Regions from separate parts of the Homo sapiens genome. Here region 1 is linked to region 2. The links are chromatin loops, found by intact Hi-C in ENCODE. Cell type or tissue: CD4-positive, alpha-beta T cell. All regions are shown on one strand. Each heading gives the region's core, and the rest is flanking DNA. Links, peaks and the distances in the headings are about the cores only.

Region 1 (11,592 bases), core at 1,571-9,570, 83 kb after region 2:
TTTCGCACCCTGCTTTGTCTCAACAGAGAACTCCATTTCCCCAGCACCCATGTCCTCTGCTTTCCTGGTATGCCTGGCCAATGGGAGACACTGATGGAAGTCAGTGGGGCCAGATGCAGGAGGACGCCAGGGTAACTCTTCCCCATTCTCTGCACTGAGTGGCATCCGTGCAGCAGCTGGGGCTCCTCTGTGGTGCCAGCTTTTGCCAGGTGGCCTCAGCTTCTGGGTTGTATTTCTACCATCTCCTCCTTTTGTCCTTCTAGCTTGAAATGTGGTTGCGTGGTTGGGCTTGCCCTTTTGCACTTCTGTCATTGCCAGGAGAAGCATTTCCCTCTGAAGAACTGAAACCCAGTGACATTTTGGGGCCACCCATGTCTCTTTTGGCAATGATGACAGAAAGGAAGAGACTGGTGCAGGCGGAAAACTGGTAGTCTCTCTCTCAACTCCCATGTATGCTTCTATGAGTAGTACACTTACTCTGACCGAATAAGTTTCTGTTCAACATGTAAGAACAGTAGTCTGTCTTTTGCTTTCTCTGTTGTTTTTCAAATGTCTGATGAGGAAAGTTCTGTGATGGGCAGGCCATCTTTATTTCAGTTAACCCACCCAGGCCATCATCAAATACTAAAATTCGATGTGGGGCAGCTATAGGAATCTTCTGACACTGAAAACAATATCCCATTGCCACCATGGACTGGTACTCCCTGAAACAGTGTTCTGAAAACTATGGTTCACCAAAGGCCTGCCTTAGGATCATGTGGGGGCTTGTAAACATACAGATTCCTTGGCCATAACCCCAGATTTACTGACTCTGAATCTGGGGGTCTGAAGTCAGAGGAGGTGCACTTTTTTTTTTTTTTGAGACGGGGTCTCTCTCTGTCATCCAGGCTGGAGTGCTGTGGTGTGATCTCGGCTCACTGCAACCTCCGCCTCCTGGGTTCAAGCAATTCTCTTGCCTCAGCCTCCTGAGTAGCTGGGACTACAGGTGCCCACCACCAAGCCCGGCTAATTTTTGTATTATGAGTAGAGATGGGGTTTCACCATGTTGGCCAGGCTGGTCTTGAACTCCTAACCTCAAATGATCTGCCCGCCTAGGCCTCCCAAAATGCTGGGATTATAGGCATGAACCACTTAGCCCGGCTGGAGCTGCACTTTTAATGCATCCCCCCATCCCCCCGCCCCAGCCCAATAAATCTCAGGCACACAACACTTTGAGATCTACTCTTACTACGTCATAGTATTTGCTACTTAGCATTATGATTTCCTGGAAGAAATAAATCTAGAATTTTCTTTTTGAAATCTAAAAACACAGGTTATAAAAGGGGAGGGACACTGTTCTACTTATCTCTTACTACGTCATAGTATTTGCTACTTAGCATTATGATTTCCTGGAAGAAATAAATCTAGAATTTTCTTTTTGAAATCTAAAAACACAGGTTATAAAAGGGGAGGGACACTGTTCTAGTTATCTCTTACTACGTCATAGTATTTGCTACTTAGCATTATGATTTCCTGGAAGAAATAAATCTAGAATTTTCTTTTTGAAATCTAAAAACACAGGTTATAAAAGGGGAGGGACACTGTTCTAGTTATCTCTTACTGCTGAACAAGTCATCTTGAAGCTTAGTGGCATTACATAATTGTTATTTCTTATTATCTCTCATGATTCTGTTGGTCAACAGAGCTTGGCTGGGTGGTTTTTGCCTGGGGTCTCTCAGGTGGTTGCAGTTAGAAGGCAGCTAGGGCTGAGGTGTGTGAGGTGGCTTCTTCCCTTACACGTCTGACACCCTTATGTCCCTCTCTCCAGCAGAGTAGCCTAGACTTTATTCATGCTGGCTCAGGGCTCCAAGAGGCAGGAAGTGAAAACCTCCAGTCCTCTTCAAGGTGAAGTGTGCAACTGACATAGTCCTTTTCTATGGAATTCTACTGGTTAAAGTAGTCATAGGCCAGACTAGATTCAAGAGGCAGAGGAATAGACTCCATCCCTCAGTGGGGGAAGTGGCATGGTCACAGCTGGCTTCACAACTTGAGAGGCCCACTGCAAAATAAAAATGAAGGGTCCCATGATAAAAACAAAACCAAAACTAAACAAGAATAAATGCCATTCAAGTTTCCATCTTTGTTTTTGCTGCTGTAACAAAATATCTGAGATTGGGTCATTTTTAAAGAACAGAAATTTGGCCAGGCGCGGTGGCTTATGCCTGTAATCCCAGCACTTTGGGAGGCTGAGGTTGGTGGATCACCTTAAGTCTGGAGTTCGAGACCGGCCTGGCCAACAACTCTATTAAAAATACAAAAATTAGCCAGATGTGGTGGTGTACGCCTGTAGTCCCAGCTACTAGGGAGGCTGAGGCATGAGGGTCACTTGAACCCGGGAGACGGAGGTTGCAGTGAGCTGAGATCCGAGATCATGCCACTGCACTCCAGCCTGGGTGACAGAGCAAGACTCCGCCTCAGAAAAAAAAAAAAAAAAAAAAAAAGAACAGAAATTTATTTCTCACAATTCTGGAGGCTGAGAAGTTAAAGATCAAGGTGCTGGCAAGTTTGATGTTTGGTGACAGCCCTGTCTCTTCTTCCAAAATGATGCCTTATTGCTGCATCCTCACGCTGTGTCCTCACATGGTAGAAGGGACAGAAGGGGTGAAAAGGGACAAACTCCCTCCATCAAGGCCCACCCCCAACCCCCCTGGCTTTTTTTTGAGATGGAGTCTTGCTCTGTCACCCAGGCTGGAGTGCAATGGCGGGATCTCCGCTCACTGCAACCCCCGCCTCCTGGGTACAGGGGATTCTCATGCCTCAGCCTCCCGAGTAGCTGGGATTACAGGCACACACCCGGCTATTTTTTGTATTTTTAGTAGAAACAGGATTTCACCAGGTTGGCCAGGCTGGTCTCAAACTCCTGGCCTCATGTGATCCGCAAGCCCTTTTATAAGGGCACTTGATCCCATTCATGAGGGCAGAGCCCTCATGACTCAATCACCTCCCAAAGGCCCCACCCCCCAATACTGTTGCATTGGGGGTTAAGTTTCAACATGAATTTTGGAGGAGACAAAAACATTTGAACCACAGCAGGCACTGGAATATAAAGCTTTTTTCTTTCTCCCATGTGCTCTCTCTTGACTTATGGTGTTTATTTACTATTTAATGTGCTTCTAAGTAAAGAAAAATTAAAATTGTAAATTATTAACATGAATGTACCATTTATCTATATATTGTGCAATGTCAGTTTTAAATGCAAATATAAGAGCATTTAACTAGTATGCAGAATCACTGAAATTACACAATTTGTGTTTCGGAGCTCATACATGCATATGTATTTTGTTCTTACCCGAACAGTGGAAACTGTTTTATTTGACTTCTTGCTATGCTTGCATTCTACCAAGACTGTGCCTTCAGCTTACCGATGAGTCAGAAAGGACTGGAAGGAAAAGAGATTATGGGCTGCTTTATCTTTCCCTTTCCTTCCATGTCACTCTTTTTAGTGTAAGTGGTTGGCTAAGACATGGAAGTAACACAAGAAAAAATATGAGAGGGTGCCTTGGTCATTTGTGTTTTTTTCAAATGCCATCATCGCCTTCTGTTTTTTTTGCGTCTCAATCAAGTACTGTTTCAAATGGAAAGTGTGGCCTCTCAGGGCTGTCAGCTCCCCACTTCCTCCATAGATATAAAATGCTTACCTTGTACTGGCATTGAATCTCGCTGAACTCCCATGCATTGTGGGCTCACCAGAATTCTGTGCTCAGGGGGCATCATCAACACCATATGCTAATGGAGCCACAAAAAACTCAGACACACGTATCGTCTGTATCTCCTCTACTCACGCGCATGCTCCGTTGTTCCATCAGACTTCACTTACAAAGCACGGGCTCAAACATTAAATTATTAAGAATTTTAAGATGAAGACAGCAGAGTATTAAACCCAAGTGAGGCCATTCTGATCACAGGGTCCTGTGTGACTGCTCGGGTCGTGTGCCCACGAAGGTGGCCTTGGGCATCTAACGACAAAGCAGTATGCTGGTAAATGTTTAACAACCGCATGACTTGGAAAAAAAACGAAGCAAAAACAAAACCCTGATTGGTAGCATTTTCTAGCATGGCTGATCTCAAGCTATCAACAGGATGTCACCAAATGCAGAGTCGGAAAGAATGCATACAGTTGGCTCTGGAGGGCAGACCTGATGCTGCTCCAGAACGCGGTGGGTGGGAAGGCCTCCAGTACAAGGGGGGAAGGAATTGATGGCGGCCACTTTGGGTGACAACCTGGCACATACAACGACACTAAAAAAGAGAGAGAGCTGTCCATGTAAGTGTGTATATGTATAGAATGAAAAAAGACTGAAATGATATATACTAAAATGTTAACAGTGATTTTCTTGGTCATAGGATTAAAGGTGACAATAATAAAATAATTATTTTTGCTCATCTGTAGTATCCACATTTTCTAAAATAGATACGCATTACTTCCATAATAAAAAATAATAAAAAGCATTTACAGAATGCCTTGAAAAAGTTAGTACAATCTTTAAAGCATAGGTTTTGGTAGTGCAAGTCTGTAATAGTTGCTACATGCCATGAATAATTTACAAATTAAATTGATTTTAAAGCACAGCTAAAATAAATTTGATAAGATGGGGCACAGTTATGTTCTTTCTTATCATTCACATTTGTACATTTTATAGTCAATGATGAGTGACAGCCACTATTTAGAATTACAACAAAGAGCAACCATAACTATTTGTCACCTGCTCCACATCTAAACAATGGCCTGATTGTTCACCTGCCTGGCCTCGGCAGGAGCGAGGGGAACCAGAATCCACACTAAATAACCGAGTTTATGACCACCAAGGCAGAGAGGAGGAAAAGATGGTCTCTTCAGAGAACTGATGAGAACAGTAGGAGGGAGTTGAAATATGTCAGTGAGACATAAGGGGAGGGGAGAATGAAGAGGGAGGGGGTGTCAGCATGTATCAAAATCTCAGCATCAGGGCCATGAAATGGAGTTTCAAAAAGATGAGGAGATGGGAAACATTTCAGACAGAAAAGGAGAAACAAAGCAATGAGGGTGGGAGGGAAGAACCCAAAGGACAATTCCAAGAGAGACCCCTTGGAGTAACGAGTCCTTTAATGAGTTTGCACCCTGCATCCGTGTGAATGTTGGATGATCATAAAATGGGTCAGAAATTCCTAATGATCCTGGGGGTGGGTGGGGAATGCAATATTCTCACAAAATGAACTGCGCTCCACAAGAGACCTAACTGATGCCTCTATCTTCCTCTATCCAAAGTTCTCGAAGTAAGGCCCTCAGTGGGGGAGGAGCTCACCTCTTGTTTGCAGAGAGAAGTATTAAGAGGCTGTTTGACTCATCTATGCTGCATTCGGTGAAACACCAGGGACCCGGCCCCGGCTTCTCGAACTAATGCGCATATGAATCACCCAGGGATTTTGTTAAGATGCAGATTCGGGTTCCGCAGGTCGAGGGTGGGGCTGGAGAATTTGCATTTCTAACAAGCCCCCAGGTGACACTGAGGCAGCTGATCAGCCCAGTCTGTAGACCACAGTTAGTAGCAGGGTCACAGAGGGCAAAATGGCTAGATAGGCCTGCAGTCCTCCTGCAGGGTTGGGTTCTAATAAACCCCAGGCCCTGGTGGCTGCATCCTCCCGGTGCTGCTGGCTTTTGCAACGGGGCCGGCTGTTGGTTGGGAGGAAGCAGCCAGGGCCATTTCCCTATGTCCCTTCTTCCTGTTTGGGTATTCGGTTTCTCTCCCGCCTGCTCTCAGCTTTGCCTCCCTCCGTCTTCCCTTCTCTGCATGCCTTCCTCTTTGCAACAGCCTCGTCATTATAGCAGGAGATTTATTTTTAGAGTCAAGGCCACAGAGTTGCAGATTCTGCAAGGCCTAAAACAAATCGACAAACGGAAAGTGTTTGTCTTTGAAGCGGTGTGAATGAAGGGCCTGCTAGCCCAGCCTGTCAATAAGCTCTTATCTCGGCTTGTTTTCTGAGTCGCCCACGTGGGCTGGTTTTTTCTCCCCCTCCCAGATCAGAAAGGAGGTTGAAACACAAGAAGCAACTGAAATCTCATAATCTTTCCCCTGTGAGATCTTGCCAAATCCCACTTTTAGCTGACCACCACGACAAAGTGGCAGGTCCCAGAAAAGGGGCAAATAAAAGACAAAGTTGGGCCATGTCTTGGCCCCAAATTTCCTGTTGAGGGGTCTGGATCAAAGAGCAATGTTCATAAAAATGAGTGAGTATGAAGTTCTAAGGTTGCAGATGGAAATGATGGAGGTTGTGAGAATTGTCTTCCTTTTCCATAGAGTTTCTAAGTGGGGACTTGGTGAAGTACATATAAGAAATCGCCCTGCTGGGTGATGGCAATTGTGTAAGAGCCTTTCCAAGCCTTCTCCTTGGGAACTGCAGTGCGAGCATACCAGAATAGTGGCTCGGCCAACTTGCATTCATCCTCCCAAAGGCCCGAGCAGTAAAGTTAGCACCGATTCTTTCCTTGGGGTTCTGGGGCAGGGTCTCCCCACCCCTCTCGCTGTGCTCATCTTAGGTGGTAACTACCACTTCACTGTTGGGTTCTTCCAAACCTGAGAGACCCCAGGGACCAGGTCAAAACCACCTTTCCTTTTCCGGGGCTTCCTCTGTGCCAGGCCCTGTGCCATGTGCACTATAGTAAGAGGAAAAAGAATCCTAAGATATCCTAAGATAGCATTTATTGAGCACTTACCATGCACCAAGTACTATGCTAAGTATTTCCATGTGAATTTAATGAACTCCCTTACTTCTTGCAACAATGTTCACAGGTAAGTACTGTACCCATTTTACAGATGAGGAAACAGAGGCTGAGCTGGGCTTAGAATGGGTTCATTCTAATTTATGGACTCCTGATTGCGGGTGCTTTGGACTGGGGATACAGAGTTAAATCAGTGTGCTTCTTCCACCCCTTCTCCCCCGCCACGCCCAATTTCCCAGCTCAAGATCCTAGGTTCCTGGTTTTCACGTTGTCTCTCTTCGTAGGCCTGACCTGAGAGTCCCAGAGGTCAGTGGATAGTTAGGTGTGGGTTCTTGGGGGGCTGATGGGGTGTGTGAGGTGAGGTTGGAAGTAGTTTTAAAGGCTTTCTTTTTTAGAGTCTGAGGCTGCTGCCTTGGAAAAACCACCCTTGCCCCTTGTGTCCAATTTCCTCCTCATGTATGAGGAGGTGACTACTCCTAAAGTTAAATCGTGAAGCTGGTGGAGGTACTCAGATATTCCACCCACATAGAATTAATAGAAATCTGTTTGTTCCCCCGATATTTCCTGGGCATCTTACAATGTACCAAGCTCAGTTCTGGGCAAGATGATTGAGTGGTGAGCAAAGCAGCAAAGGTCCCTGTCCTCAGGATGCTTCCACTCTAGTGGGGAAGCCAGGCAACAAACAAATAAGTGAATGAATGTCTCCTATAGCTTGCATAGAGAGATGTCAAATTGAACAAGGAGAGTGTGTGGGAGGCCATTTAAGACAAGGTAGTCAGGGAAGGGCTTTTGAGTAGAGAACCAGACAAGGTGAGGCAGATGGGGAAGAGAGAGGCGCATAGGATGGTGGGAAAAGCCAATGCCAGGGCCTTGAGGCTGGACCATGCTTGGAGGGCTCAGCAAAAAGGCCAATGTGGCTGGATCAGAGGGTGCCAAATATGGAGAGAGGAAGAGGTGGATACAGGGTCTAATTGATAGGCAGGGCCAGGTCAGGAAGGTCTTGTGGGCCATGGTGGGGAATTTGGATGTTTTTGTTTTTGTTTTTGTTTGAAACAGGGTTTCACTCCTGTCCCCCTGACTGGAGCTCAATGGCGTGATCTCGGCTCACTGCAACCTCCGCTTCCCGGGCTCACGTGATTCTCTTGCCTCTGACTCCCAAGTAGCTGGGACTACAGGCACACACCACCATGCCCAGAGAATTTTTGTATTTTTTGTAGAGGTCGGGTTTCACCATGTTGCCCAGGTTGGTCTCGAACTCCTAGGCTCAAGCAATCCACTTGCTTCGGCTTCCTAAAGTGCTGTGATTACAGGCATGAGACACCGCGCCCAGCCTGGATGTTTTTCTTGAGTCACAATCTTTGATGGGCATCACTCACGTAGAGAGTGTGTAATAAGTGTCTGCTACAGTCCCTCCTCAGATACTCTGAACCCGAAGGTCTGTGGAGCTGGGGAAGTACATAATGAGTTGCATTATGCACTTTATGCATGCATTATGCACTAGTGATTTCTGAGTGGAGGGTCCTGGACCACACTTGGAGGAACTGAGCTTTGGTCTCTGGGTATCGGTAACTGTTAGTTGCCCCACTCTTAGCTTCCTAAGTCTTTCTGCTTGAGGGCATTCTGTGATTGGCTGCCTGTGGGGCAGGCCTGGAGCTGTAGGGGAGTTAACCTCCCTCAAGCAATGACCATCAAAGAGTTGATGGAGAAATAGTGAGCTTCTTTGCCCTTGGTGGGTCAATTCAGAAATATGTTCCATGCTGTCTCTCAGAAGTGTGCGGTAGCATTGTGCTCCAGTTGCCCACAGTAGTAACCAGCTCAAACACTCACCCTTTATTGGCCTTTCTCCTCTCCCCATCTCACTTTCTCATTTCCTTACTGGTGCTTCCTGGGCTCACTTCCAAATAAACCACTGACACCCAAATCCTGTCTCTGGGTCTGCTTTTAGGGGAACCCAAAGTAAGGCACTTGGTCTGAATGATGGACAGGAATCCCCTCTCTCACAAGTGACTGCATAAACCAGTTGTCCAGGCATCCTGTAGGTAGAAGATGGGGTCACCAGCTGGGGAGAGGGGCAGAAATAGCAATTGGAGAAGCCACAGGACAACATGGCCCCTCCACAGCCCTGCAAGAGGAGGACTGGAAGTGCCAGCACCATTATATCCAGCACAATGACAAAGCGATCCTCAGGACCATGGGCACAAAGAAGAAATAAAACAGTTTGCAGGGAGAGAATTGAGCGTAATGTCAGCTCCAGGAGCACTGGGAGTTGGTCTGTTTGGTTCACTGCTGTGAAGCCAGGCCTAGCATATGGTAGGTGCTCAATAATATTTGTTGAATGAATGAAGAAGGCAAAGGAAAACAGTCAAAAACCATGGGGTCCTATAGAATGAGAAGTGATTGATGGTCTCCACTCCCTCATGTGGCCCTCCTGAATCTGCTTGGTCAGCTTTCCTTTGGATTCTGTGAGGTATCCAGCATCTTTTTGGTCATCTCCATCCAATATTTTCCTGCCCCACATAAGCTAGTTTGTCTCATGCAACCAAAAGAACTTATTTTTATTTATTTATTTATTTACTTTTTTTGAGACAGAGTCTTGCTCTGTCGCCCAGGCTGGAGTGCAGTGGCGTGATCTTGGCTCACTGTAACCTCTGCCTCCCGGGTTCAAGCAATTCTCCTGCCTCAGCCTCCCGAGTAGCTGGGATTACAGGCATCCACCATTATGCCTGGCTAATTTTTTTTTCTTTGTATTTTTAGCAGAGATGGGGTTTCACCATGTTGGCCAGGCTGGTCTCGAACTACTGACCTTGTGATCCACCTGCCTCGGCCTCCCAAAGTGCTGGGATTACAGGTGTGAGCCACCGTGCCCGGCCCAAAAGAACTTTTAATAAGACAATAGTAAGACACTGAAGACTGGTAGGGTTACTCTGTTCCTGCCACACCCATTTTTCCAGCTTCCTAGGTTCCCTGCTAGACTGCATTTCCCAACCTTCCTTGAAGTTAGGTGAGGGCCATGTGACTGAGTTCTAGCTTATGGAAAGTAGGTAGAAGTGATGTGCCTGAACCAAAAATCTTCCACTCAGGATCCTCCATTTTCTGTTTCTGTTCTACTTTGACTTTGGAAGACACATATTGAAGTTGGTAGTGCTCTTTGCCACGGGATGGAAGAAGCCTGAAGCCTGGGTCCCTGAATCACCCCATGGAAGGTTGTTGCTGGAATGCCTGGTTGGGATGTGAAGTGGGCAAGAAATAAGCCTTTTGCACATTCCATTAAGCCATGGAGATGTAGGGGATGTTTGTTCCAGCTCCTTGTCTGTCCCAAGTAACTGAAGGACCTTGTATCCCAAGCAGTTTGTTGTCGTGAAAAGCAGCGGGAGAGATTCCTTGGGCAAAGGAGCAGCCTCAATCCAGGGAGCATCTTTGAGGAATTGTCTGTGATGCTGATGGAAAATGGGAGGCTTCCACTCTTTACCCCACACTACTTCTAGGATTTCTCAAGGAGTCTTTGAAAACAAAAACAAACAAGAATTCTGCCACAGATCGTCGGGTTGTGCCAGTTCCAGGGAAACCAGTGTGAACCAAGCCCCCTGGAAGTGGGCAGCTGCGGTGGCCTCAATCCCCTCACTTAATCAAGTGATGGTTTGGAATAGAAAAGAATTTGCAATTTTATTTTTCACCGGTCCTTACCCTGAGACAGATGGTTACGATGCCAAAATCTTACGTCATTTATGAGGCTGTGCAATGTCGGAGAAAGGACTGGCCTCGTGGTTTGGAGCCGTGAATTCTAGTTCCAGGTCTGTGCCACACGGGCAGGTCCTGTTCTCTCTCTCAGCCTGTTCCTTGGTTTATAAAGTGAACAGCGTGGTGTGGTGGGTGTGTGTGTGTGTGCAGGGGGCAAGGGGAAATGTGTGGAACAGATAATTTTTAAGGTGCCTTCCAGGGCTAATAGCCTATAATTCAGTATCTGCATGCCTGAAAGAAGGAGGGTAGATGCATTTTTAAAATGAAGTGGAAACGGAGCTCATGTGGCCTGTGCTCCGGGACTGAAATCTCTGGGTTGTCTCTCTTCTCCTCCCCATCCCGCCCCCACCCCCACCCCAGAGCTGAAAGCAGCCACCCAGACACAGCAGTAAGTATCCGTCAAGTCTGTCTTGCAGGTTCCTGGGGGACGCCCAGCACACTGGAAGGGAAGGGTTGCCATAAGAGAGGGAAGAAGGCGAGAGCCAAGCATGGAGCTGCTGTGTCTGTGACCTGGACTGACCATCGCTGTGGAAGGCCAAACCGGGGAGGCCTGGTGCAGGGCCAGAGCTGTCACCGTCTGGGCATCTGAGCCCAGGGAGCCCCCGAGGTCAGCTGTCTCCCCAGAGTGGAGAGCAGCCAATTCTTACTGCCTCAGCTGCCAGCTGCTGCCAAATCACAGCAAAGAATACAAGGTACCAAAGACCGCCCATATTGCCCACTGCCGCTTCTCTGACTGAAGCCAAGGCCAGGAGGGGCCCTGGCACACTGCACTGCTATCAGCAAACCTTGGCAGGGGTTTTTAACCATTTCTGGGCTGTGCACCCCTCTGGCATCTGGTGAAGCCTATGGACCCCTTCTCAGGATGATGAATTTAATTGCATAAAATAGTATGACAGAGGAAACCAATTCTCTATTGAAATGCAGTTATGCAAATATTAAGAAGCAACTTCGGGATCAGTAATATGTGTGTTTCTTTATTAATGCATTAAGTAACAAGATTTAGTGTTGGGTCTAATAACTACGATCCTTTCATACAAAGACCACAGTGACTAGCGAGGGGTGTAAGTGATCTTTAGAGACAGCAGCAGCAGCTCTGATGTGCTAGGAAGATAGCTGTG
Region 2 (11,592 bases), core at 2,089-10,088:
CTGGGTTGCATAACATGAGGGAGATTGGGCTGATCAAGCGCGCATAACTGATCCTGCAGGGAGATGCTGCTTGGTGATTGTTGTGGCGGAGAAAGAATTTTATCCTGAGATGAATGGTGCTTCCCTATTCAGGGACTGTTCCACCTGGGGGTGGGGGCATTTGGAAATAGGGGTGCATTTTTGGCTGTCACAATGACTAGAGGGTGCTACTGGAGTTTAGCAGGCAGGGGGCCAAGGACAATTAACATCCAACAATGGGGGAGGGACTGTCCCACACAATGGGGATTTGTCCAGGCCCAAATATGAATAGTGCTCCCATTGACAAACATGGCTCATCGCTGCAAAGAAAGTTCCAGGTGTCTTTTCTAAAGAACCAATTGGTTCATTAGAGACTAAGAATGGTTTTTCAAGGTGACCCAAGGGATTGGGGCAGGGATTACTTAGCGTAAGAGAGCTGGAGAACTTATCGAAATCCTGTGCATCCTGCAGCCCAACAAGGCTGGAGAGGAGATGCCCGGGCACCTGCTTTAGGTCTGGCAGAGGCCACCTGGAGGGAGATGTGAGGGTCAAAGGGGAGGGGAGGGTTGTGTTGCTGGGTAAGGCAGCCAGTTACCACAAATGGAGAGTGAGAAACAGGGCCCACGGGTGGCAATAGCCCCCCCAAAAGTGACACAGCTGGAAAGTCAGAGGAGCGTGAATGCCCATGACAGGGGATTTAGTATGGGGCACAATCAAGGGGTTGCCCCAGAGGAAAAGGCAGAGGAGACCTTTCTGGAGGCCAGGCGGGCCTTGACTAGACAGAAAAGGGGTCTTCTGCTGACTTTATTCTCTTCCACCCCCTGCTTCCTCATGGGAAGAACCTGGCCTCTGGCTCCGCTGGTACCCTGGGGGAGCCCAGGGCAGTGAGGAGGACTTGGCAAAGCCGCAAGCACCTTGTCATGATCCTGTCCCCTCCTGGCTGTGGGAGTTGCCTCTGGAAAGTGGGTCCTCCATGCGTAGGAGGCACCAGGGCATCCCAAAAGCTGCACCATTTAGCCATCCCACAAAAGGAGAGGCAAGAGGATGTTGCAAGCCCAGCCAACTGTTATTGTCTGCTTCCTGCTCATCCTGTGTCCCACAGCTCTGTGGCTGGGCCAGGCCAAGGGACTTTAAAAGCAGGTATTGAGGTCAGCCCTTAGCCAGCGTTTTGTCTTCTGCTAATCTGTGGTTTGCAAGGCAAAGGCGGGAGATGACAGTGGCAGGGACAGATCTGAAGCGCCTGCAGAGGGAGAGGGAGCTGACTTTCCACAGGGGCTGGGGGAGGGGACCTGGCCCAGCTGCTGACATTTTTACAAAACAAATAAGTGTGAGGCTGTGCTGGTGACCTCAGTGTGATGGAAAAAGATGGTCAGCGGCGTGTCTGCCGGAAATGGCGTGTTTCTCAGCCCACCTGTTAGGAAGCAGAAAGGCAGATGTTGAGTCATATCATTCCAGCAAACAGTTATCAAGTGCCGACTGCATGCCTGGCATGGCCCCATGCATTTGATGTGGGTTAGCATATTTAATCCTCCCAGCCATCCCAGATGGAGGGCTCCAGTATGGTTTCCAGTTCAGAGATGAGGAAACTGAGGCAGAGGTGTTGGTTTCCCCATCCAAGGCTGGACAGCTAAGAAGTGGTGGGAAAGGGGTGTGAATCCTGGCAGGCTGGCCCCAGAGTCTGTGGCGTGAGCACCAGCACCTAGGCTGGCTGCCAGGAGCCTCAAAACAGGTCCTGTGAAGGAGGATTTTTGTGTACCTTGTGTGTGTGCGTGTGCCCACGCAATTGTGTTTTGGCCTGTGTTCCAGTTATCTATTGCTGCATAATGAATCACTCCAAAACGTAGTGACAAAAAACACGACTACCATGTTATTATTATCTCTCACTCTTCTGGGGGTTGACTGCTCTTAGCTAGTTTTTTTTTCTCTCTGTCTCTGTTTTTGTCTGTCTGTATCTTTGTCTCTCTCTCTCTCTCTCTTTCTCTGTCTCATGCAGTTGCCTCCAGACTATACCTGGGGCTGAAGTCATATATTTTTTAAACTTTTATTTTTATTTTTTAATTTTTTTTTGAGAAAGAGTCTCGCTCTGTCACCCAGGTTGGAGTGCAATGGTGTGATCCCGGCTCACTGCAACCTCCACCTCCTGGGTTCAAGCGATTCACCTGCCTCAGCCTCTCTAGTAGCTGGGATTACAGGCACCCACCACCACACCCAGCCAATTTTTGTATTTTTAGTAGAGATGGAGTTTCGCCGTGCTGGCCAGGCTGGTCTTGAACTCCTGGCCTCAAGTGATCCACCTGCCTTGGCCTCCTTAAGTGCTGGGATTACAGGTGTAAGCAACTGCACCTGGCTTCTTTCTTTCTTTCTTTCTTTCTTTCTTTCTTTCTTTCTTTCTTTCTTTCTTTCTTTCTTTCTTTCTTTTTCTCTCTCTCTCTTTCCTTCCTTCCTTCCTTCTTTTTTATTTTATTTTCTTTTTTTTTTTTTGAGACAGAGTCTCCCTCTGTCGCCCAGGCTAGAGTGCAGTGGCGTGATCTTGGCTCATTGCAGCTCCCACCTCCTGGGTTCAAGCGATTCTCCTGCCTCAGCCTCTCGAGTAGCTGGGACTACAGGCACCTGCCACCATGCCCAGCTAATTTTTGTATTTTTAGTAGAGACGGGGTTTCACCATGTTGGCCAGGCTGGTCGTCTCAAACTCCTGACCTCAAGTGATCCGCCCGCCTCTGCCTCCCAAAGTGCTAGAATTACAGGCATGAACCACTGCACCCGGCCTTTTTCTTTTATTATTTTTAAATCTGCGAGGGCCTCAACTCTCTGTGAATGAAGTCCAAATTTATTCTGGAGTCACTTCCATTGACAATAAGACTCTAAATGAGTAAGGACACAGAGCCTTGCCTAATGGCCTCTGTTCTGCCCCCATCAGAGTTTCCCTGCTGGGCCAGGCATTGAACTGGGACTTGGGGCTACACAACTCCTGCTCCTGGGCAAGACAGCAACTACCAGCCATGGGAACAACATTCTCCCAAACCCCTGTCCTGCAGAAATGTTGCCTCTGGTTTCTATAAGCTTTACTGGGAGGAGGCCCTAAGCACAGGCAGGGAGACAGTGGGATTATCAGACGTTGAGAGGGTCATGGCCCTGAACTGTTCTCCCCATCCTGGTGTGAACCTGGCCTTGTCTTTCTTGGTACTTCATTGCTATGGGTTGAACTGTGCCCCACACCCCATTCATCTATGGAAGCCCTAACTCCCAGGACCTCAGAATGTGGCTATATTTAGAGTTAGGGCCTTTAAAGAGGTGATTAAGTTAAAATGAGGCCATTAGGGTGGGCTTAATCCAATACAACTGGTGTCCCTAGAAGAAAATGTGGACCCACGAGAGACACTGGCAGGGTATACGCATAGAGGAAAGACCGTGTGAAGACACAGCAATAAGGTGGCCGTGTGCAAGCCAAGGAGAGAGGCCTCAGGGGAAACCAAACCTTGATCTTGGACTTCCAGCCATCAGAACTGTGAGAACATAAATATCCGTTGTTTAAGCCACTCAGCTTGTGGTCTTCTGTTGCAGCAGCCTGAGGAGACTGATACATTCGTCCTGCATCCCTGTGACAGAATCTTCCTTTAGGTGAGGTGACCAAGGTGGGCCCAGGCCTCCAGAAGTCACTTCCTAATTACCTAGGAAGGGGAGGGAGAACCTCTCCCCATCCTGTCCTGGCAGCACAGAAGGCTGCTTTGATTTGATTAACTGATGGTCACCCACGGGACCCTGGACTTGCCAGTGAAGGGTCAGCTCAGGATAGGCAGGAGGCTGGCACAAAGTGTCAGCCTCTCTGGGAGCAGGCGAACACCAGGCAGCCCTCAGCCTGGCCCCAGAGGGGTTGTGGTCTGTGGGTGTCCCCAGGCCTTGTCTGACTCACACAGCTCCCTAAATGTCCCAGGTCTGCCCCTGGGGGTGTGCAGTTTGGCTCCAGCTCTGTCAACACTCTGGACTTGATGTAGGTACTGAGTGACTGGAAAAGCAGCCCTGACTGCAGCCACCCAAAGCCCAGCCCACTCCTGGGTGCAGGGCGGGCAGCCCTTCCTCCTCCCTGGACTCTGTTTCCACCACACATGAATCCTGGGCCTGCCTGGCCCCGACGCATTTTTTATTTTGCTATCTATATTCTTTCCATTGTCCTGATGTAAATAATTTAAACTGACATAGAAAGAAAGGGCAGGCCTTGCTACAAAATGGAGGCTGTCAACTCCCCGAACCTCCATTTCTTTTCGCCTCCTGTGCTCATCTCTTCCCTGTTCTGTTCGATTTGCCTCGTTCTAGAACCTTTCTCTAGTGCTCTCTTGTTTTTTTGTTTTTTTTTTTTTTTTTTTTGAGAAAGAGTCTCACTGTGTCGCCCAGGCTGGAGTGCAGTGGCGTGACCTCGGTTCACCGCAACCTCTGCCTCACGGGTTCAAGCGATTCTCCTGCCTTAGCCTCCCGAGTAGCTGGGATTACAGGCACACGCCACTATACCTGGCTAATTTTCATATTTTTAGTAGAGACAGGGTTTCACCATGCTGGGCAGGCTGGTCTCAAACTCCTGACCTCAGGTGATCCGCCCACCTCGGCCTCCCAAAGTGCTGGGATTACAGGCATGAGCCACCGTGCCCGGCCTCTAGTGCTCTCTAGCTCCACACACATGCATGCATGCACATGAACACGCCACACACGTGCACACACACACCCTTCTCCCCCTCCCCCCAGGTGTCAGTGAGCAGAGTGTGTGTGACATTGTGTGTCTGTCTCTGGGATACAGTTTCTCTCTCTTGGTGTGAATTGCCTGTCTCGTCTGCATTTCTCATTCTGTTTCTCATCTCCCTACTTTCCTTTGCCTCTCTCTGCTGTTTGCATATGTGAGGGAAAGAGCTGCTTCATTTGTGAAGTGGCCTTATTCCATGGCCTCATTATGCAATCACACAGCATGGAGCTCTCTTGGGGGTTAAGTGGGGAAGGCAGAAGACAGGGCCAGGGAGAATTCATCATCTTTCCCCCGGAAAGCTGTGCATTTTCAGAAGATATAAGGGACAAGTTTGGGGTTCACAGACCCTCAGGGGCTTTTGTGCGTCACCTGGACCTTCTGTGATCGGTACATGGAGCTGCAGCTGGCCACTGGCATTGTCTGGAGAGCAGCCCTGGCCTCTCTCAGCCTTGAACCAGGAAGCAGGCTTTATTTGTCAGGAGAGGGCATAGCCAGGATTTCCTGAAGGTTCTGGCCTCCAGCCTGCAACCCGGCACTGTCCAATAGAAATATAATGCAAGCCACAAATGTGAGCCACATATGTATTAATAATTTTAATGTTCGAGAAGCCACATTAAAAAGGTAAAAAGGAACAGGTGAAATTGACTTAATCATATATTTTGATCAACCCGATGTATCTAAAATATTATCATTTCAATATGAAACCAGGAAAAAATTATTGACAAGGTATTTGACATTCTTTTCTTGAAACTAAATCTTCAAAGTCTGGTGTGCATTCTATGCTGACAGAGGATCTCAATTTGGCCGGGCCACATTTCAAGTGTTCAGTAGAAACATGTGGCTAGTGGCCCCTGTCCTGGACAGCACAGGCCCAGCCTACCAAGCCTGAGGTCTGGAAGTTCTGTTTCGGCTGTCTAAATGGCAGCAATACAAGCGCGTCCTCAGTGTGTATGTCTGATGGGAAGACGACGAGGTGATGTGCGGGAAGTTCACTGAGCCATTATTCTCCCATTACCATCATTAGCAGTAATCATCATGAATGCACTGGCATGGCCCACGTCCGGCCCTGTTGCTGCTTGCTTCCAGTTCACGCGGCATTCTGTGCCGGGGAATTGCTGACCCAGATTCTGTTTTGCTGGGGGGGCAGAGGGAGCTGAGGGTGCAGTTTCCAGGTGCTCTAGGCCTGCCTCCCAGCTGAGACCCCACCTACTAGGTGTGTGCTCCTCCCCTTTCTTTAGGTACCAGGCACCCCTCCAGCTTCTATATATAGCACTCTGTGGCGACAGCTGGCTATCTGATGACTCATCAGTCACCGTGGGCGTCTCCGGATGGAACCCTGAACATTTATTCAGAGGGTGCTTTTGCCAGTTTCTGAACGACTCCTAGTAAGTCCTGCCTTTTGGGGATTGTTTTAACCCCATGGAGATTGGGGGTTTGAAGACTCAGTGGGTTCCTGTCTGAAGGCCTCTGGGGGCTTAAAAAGTCCAGTGGGGCTTTGGGGAACTGGCTCCAGGTAAGCCTGTGAACGCAGAGGAATGCATTCTCAAACTGAGGGCTTGAGTGGTCTCTCCTTGGTCATCTGTCCATCTAAGTACCTGGCTGGCCCCAGATTGCCCCTGGAAGTGGGGCTTGGGAGATGTTAGCTCCTTTCAGGAGCTGCAGGGCTCCTCCCATGTATTTTCTGTGGGGCATCAAAGACCCAGGGCTGGCTTTGGAGCTGGGTTTAATGTAGGCTGCTCTGCTCACCAACTCCACCATCCTGGGCAAGTCCCTTCTGCTCTCTGGGTTTCCGTTTCCTCCTCTGTGCAATGCAGTCAATACCATTGTGGCCGTCTGGTTCTGAGGGTTGGAGGAGGTGCCGTCTGTAACAACTGTTATTACTGTGCAGCCCAGGGGCCCCATCACTTCGGTTTTCTCAGAAGCAGCTTCTGAGACGCGGATTCGTGTGGAAGCAATTTATTAAGGAAGTGCTCCCAAGAAACACGGAAGGGTATGGAAGGGCAGGACCAAGAAGGGGAGGAAGCCAGTTTCAGACAAAGTCCCTCTGCAGAAGGGTCTTAGTCCATCCAGGCTGCTGTAACACGGTACCACACGCGGGGGGGCTGATAAACCACAGACACGTACTTCTCATGGTTCTGGAGGCTGAGAGGCCGAGATCAGGGTACCAGCACGGTCGGGTTTGGGGGAGGGCCCTCTTCTGGGCTGTAGATTGCCAACTTTTCCTTGTGCCCTCACATGGCAGAGACAGGGAGAGAGAGCTCTCTGGGGTCGCTTTTTATAAGGGCACTGACCCCCTTCATGAGGGCTCCATCCTCATGACCTCATGACCTCCCAAAGGAGGAGCTCTGGAGGGCAAGTGTCAACTCAGAGCCTGTCCTGACTCCAGGCAAGAGCACTGTACCTGCATGCTCCCTTGCACCAGCTAGGAGCTACCGTGAGTGTGGGGATTGAAACTCCTGGGTACTTCTGGCTCTGAGGGGGATGTGCCCCGGGCGGGCCTGCAAAGAGTCCCAGGCACAGGCTGTGGGAATTAGGAGAGGGGAAGCTATATGGGGTGGGGGAAGGAGCCCGAGGGGATGTGGGTGAAGCATCTAGAGTGTCCCCACCACCCCTTTGCTTATCTGTCCTCCCACCAGAGGGGGCCAGGCCAGCACCCCTGTATGGATGGGACTGGGGCCGGGGAAGGAGGCTGGAGTCAGGAGGAGAGGCACCACCCAGGCCTTACTCTTCATATGGGTGGAACCATCCCATGAACAAGTGGGATGAGGAAGCCTGAGGAGCTTTTGGCCAAGCTTAGCCTCTGGGGGTGCCCAACACTGGGCACGGATAGGGCTGGGGCACAGACCCAATATTCCAGTACCTCCAAGTCTTTTGTCCGGCACCCAGGCTAGGGGCCCTGAAGATGCTTCACTGTCCAGCGGGATGGGGTTGGGGAAATATTTTTGTTCTCTTCAGCTCAGTAGCCTTCTTCCTTCCTTTCATCACCTTGTCTAAGACTGGCCGGGTCTTTTCTCAAGGTCACCCCAGGAACCAGGGTTCCTTGGGTTCTGTCGCCAGCTCTGGGCACCTCTCCACCATGGGCCACCTGGCTCTTTCATTTTCTTACTTCCAACTTCCACCTTCTCTTCTGCAGCATTGAGCTGCTTTTCTCAGCCTCTCTGGACTTAAAGCAACTTGGCCCAAAGGCTGCCAGTTGCCCTTTCTCAACCCTCCAATGCTTCTGTGCCCTCTACCAGGGATGGGGCTGTGGAATCCAGAGCACACCCGGTTGCCTTCCCTAAATTTCCATTCACCAGCAAAGATGAGTTTATTTTCCACTGTCAGGAATTCAGAGTTTGAATGATTTTACCACTGCTCTGTTCTTGGTGCAGCTGGGATTCTATTTATCACTGGGTTAGGAATTTCACTTCCTGCCTTTTCCATCCCAGAAGAATTCTCTCCCCTCCCCTCCCTTCCTCTTCTCTCTTTCCCCCTTCTCTCCTTTCCTCTTTTCCCTTCTCCTCTGCCTGCTTTTCCATCCCTCTCCCCTTCTCCTCTCCTTCCCCACCCTCCTCTTCCCCCCTTTCCATTTTGTTCCCCTTCTCCATTCTCTCCCTTTTTTCTTCCCCCCTCTCCCCTGCCCTTTTCTGTCTCCTCTCCTTTCTCCCCTTCCCTTTTTCTCTCTTCCCCCTCCTCTCCCTCTCCCGCCCCTCCCCCACATACTGTTTTGCTGTCCTCAGGGTGACGGTGACTTAGGCCAGCCCTGGGGATGGGTGGGAGAGCAGCTGAGAATCCAAAGGCAGGAGAGTGCACAAAAAAGAGATATGTCGACAAGTGGCTAGGGACCATGTTCCTGCTTTAGCTACGCACTGTGTCAAGCGCTGAAAGTCACTACACAGGCAGTCATTATTATGATTTTTACCTTACAAAAAATGCTTCACCCAGGGCATGGCATCTACTTGGTATTCAGTAGCAGTCAAATTGGAAAAAGGAGGCTTTCAAAGAGTCATTAAGACAAACACTGTTTGAAAATTATACAGAAATTCTATTTAGCTATTTGAAAATGAAAGAGTATTATACTGTCTTTGTAAAAATGCTTTTTTTCCAGTTGCTCACTGATTTTTTTCCCCCCAGTTGCGGTGGCTGATTAGTGTTTTCGTAGCGTCTCTTCCAGTTCACCGCAGACCTGCTGTTCCGTGGAGTCTGGTGTTGCAAAGCTTGTTGCAAAGCTTGTGCTGAGGAACTGCGAGGGGTCTCTGGGAATCTCTCTCAGGTTGCCGGGACCAGAGAGCCATGTGTCTGGCTAATGTGACCATCCCTCAACAAGGGTACTGCTCACTGGATTTCTCTACACAGACTCCCCTCCTGAGGAACTGACTAGGCATGAAAGATCTCCCCCAAGAATTGTTTAGTGACAGCTTAAGCTAGGCTAGCCTCTCTGCCTCACTAAGCTCAGCTGAGGTCAGAGTGGTGGGGTGTGACGCCCGCAACTCCGGGCAGTTAACTCACACAAAGGGAAAACTCTCTCCCCACCTTGCCTACCTGCCTCCCTGCCTGTGGGCAATTTTGCCAATGTTTTCCATTAGTCACAAAGGAGAGGGGCAGGTGGGGGCAGGGTGGTCAGTGGGGACAATCATTACACAGGAAGAAAACCAAAACCATATTACTATCTAAGGCACTGTGCTAAGTGCTGGCATTAGGGTTGCATTTGGTGAAAATCCACATATAACACAGAAAAATCTATGAACCATCTAGAAATCCTAACTTCTTGACCCTTGAACTCCTTCTTTAAGAAGATCACTTGTTCATGGAGGGCTTCCCTGACCCCTGGGCAGGCTCCTTCCCCATTCTCTTGGCTGCTTCTGCCAGCACTTGGTGTCCTTTGCCTGAGGCTCTCTTTGGCTGCGTGAGTGGGCAGCCCTCCCTAACACCCTCAACTCTGACTGTTAGGATTCCGTAAGTAAATGCTCCAGCCTCCTCATCCTTCAGGAGGGATGATCTGAGGTGTGTTCCACACTGTCAACCAGGGGTATCCTGCAGGACCCAGCCCCATTTGCCCCAACAAATGCGGACAAATGGGTGGGAGCCTACTTATCAATACGGCCTCTGACTGCCCCCCTGGCTCTCTCTCCATGTCCTCATTGCCCTACTGATGCTTCCTGGAATCACCTCCCAAAGAAACTGCTTGCACACAAAACCTTGTATGCAAGACATTTGCAATCTAAATTAAGTCTCCCTGTTCTTTCTCAGGGCACTCCCCACCCCCAGCTTAATAGCACTCATCATGATATGTAATTATGCATTTGTTTGTGTATCTATTTGTTTAATGAGGGCAGAGACAATGTCTATTTTGTTCACCACTAAATCCCTGCACATCACTCAACCCAGAGCTTAACATGTGGTAGATGCTCAACGTAAATTCTGTTGAAGGAATGAATGTAACATCATTAGAGCTTTCTAATCTTTCACCCTTTGGGGTGGTTCAAAAACATGACCCCAAAGTTTCCTGACACTCCTTCCAATGAGAAGCGGGGTCCTTCTCTCCTTGAATCTGGATACGCTGGTGACAGCTTCAACTAAGAGAATGAAAGGGCTAGGTCATAAAAGGCCACACAGCTTCTGCCCTGAAGCCCTGAATAGCTGTCATGTAAGAACTCTGACTACCCTCAGCCGGCCATGCTGAGAGGAGGCCCAATTAATATGAAGGGACAACACATAGGTGCAGAGATCCATAGTCCCAACTGAGCCCAGTCTCCAAGTCATTTCAGCCTAAGTACCAGATGTGTGAATGAAGAAGCTTCTGGATGATTCCAGCCCCCAGCTCTTTTCAAGTCTTCTCAACTGAGACCCCAGACATTGTGGAGCAGAGAGATCCACAATGCTTTGGCCCGTCCAAATTCCTGACTTATGGAAACTTCGAGCATAATAAAACCGTTGTTAAGCTGCTAAATTTTGGAGTAATTTGTTATGCAGAAATAATTGGAAGACCTTGATTGTGAGTTTATTAATTCTGCATTTATTTGAAAGTCATTTATCAAGTTCCTACTATGTGCCAGGTGATGGTTACACAGTAGCAAACAAGGGAAAGATCCCTACCTTCCGGGAACTTACAATCTAGGGGCTGCTGTTGTAACTGTATCTTGCAAAAGCCTACATGTTGCTTTTTAACAATAATGAGTAGGTTTTTCTGAAACCACTTCCAGATGGTGTGGGGGGAGGGGTGCTTCCGGAGTGAGTTGCTAAGGGAAGCTCCAGGGGTAGGTGGATTAGATAACACAGACCCAGGGAGCTCTATTATTTGCTGGCTGTCAACCACCACTGTCCTGCAAATCATCCACAGACTAGCTGCACCCCCACACTAAGGGGGAGAGATTAGGGAAGCTGGGAGGTGCCATCCTTGAGGCAGAAGGAGAGGGGAACTGCTCCCCGCAGGCCCTGGAAAAGAGATGGTGCCTGCCTCTTGGAGGAAGATGGCATTGGCTTGTCCAAAGCTGGAGTAGGAGGACTTAAGAAAGCTGAGGCCACTGGCTGGCACTTCAGCTCCCTTATCTGACTCCGGGAGGCAGGTCTGGAATCAAAGTTGCCCCTGTGTGTCCAGACGTGCCTCACTCATGAACATGATTTTATGCCCCTTATGTTTCTGCTCCTCCTTCATTCTTTAACAAAGCAAGACATTTTTATCTGCCTGTCTCGACTCTGCTAAGGTGAAACAAAGAAAAGGACTCTGTCCTTTGAAGGACTAGTCATGAAGGGTGTTTTCTCCTAGGGGTGACCTTTGGTATCAAGGTACAAACTGCAAGAGGAAGGGGAATTCCAGGAGGAAAGTTTGGGTGTTTAGCGTCTCATGTCTGCCTGGAGCTTTTCCA

Evidence for each region. A loop is a pair of places that touch in the nucleus more often than their neighbours do. Peaks named below come from ENCODE experiments on the same cell type or tissue, not always from the same donor. Only the 100,000 strongest peaks of a DNase experiment are listed, where the experiment ranks them.
Region 1: a loop joins it to region 2, with 5 times the contacts of the local background. A loop is called at or near these places in 6 of 110 quality-filtered maps.

What each region holds. Positions count from the first base shown.
Region 1 is chrX:39,766,539-39,778,130 of GRCh38, reverse strand. It overlaps LOC105373177 (a long non-coding RNA gene), which reads right to left and starts at 4,000. Exons shown (of 2, transcript XR_949024.3): 1 at 3,678-4,000. RefSeq lists enhancers at 1-184, 5,132-5,764. In CD4-positive, alpha-beta T cell, for the core only: no CTCF peak of the experiment used is centred there; DNase peaks (open chromatin) are centred at 3,790, 5,400 and 5,940; H3K4me3 peaks cover 1,609 bases; H3K27ac peaks cover 3,659 bases.
Region 2 is chrX:39,850,304-39,861,895 of GRCh38, reverse strand. No RefSeq gene overlaps it. Among named protein-coding and RNA genes, the nearest start is that of MIR1587, 19 kb to the right of the region's middle. RefSeq lists enhancers at 3,467-3,967, 6,069-6,148, 6,419-6,538, 8,287-8,581. In CD4-positive, alpha-beta T cell, for the core only: no CTCF peak of the experiment used is centred there; DNase peaks (open chromatin) are centred at 5,995, 6,545 and 6,885; H3K4me3 peaks cover 2,109 bases; H3K27ac peaks cover 2,030 bases.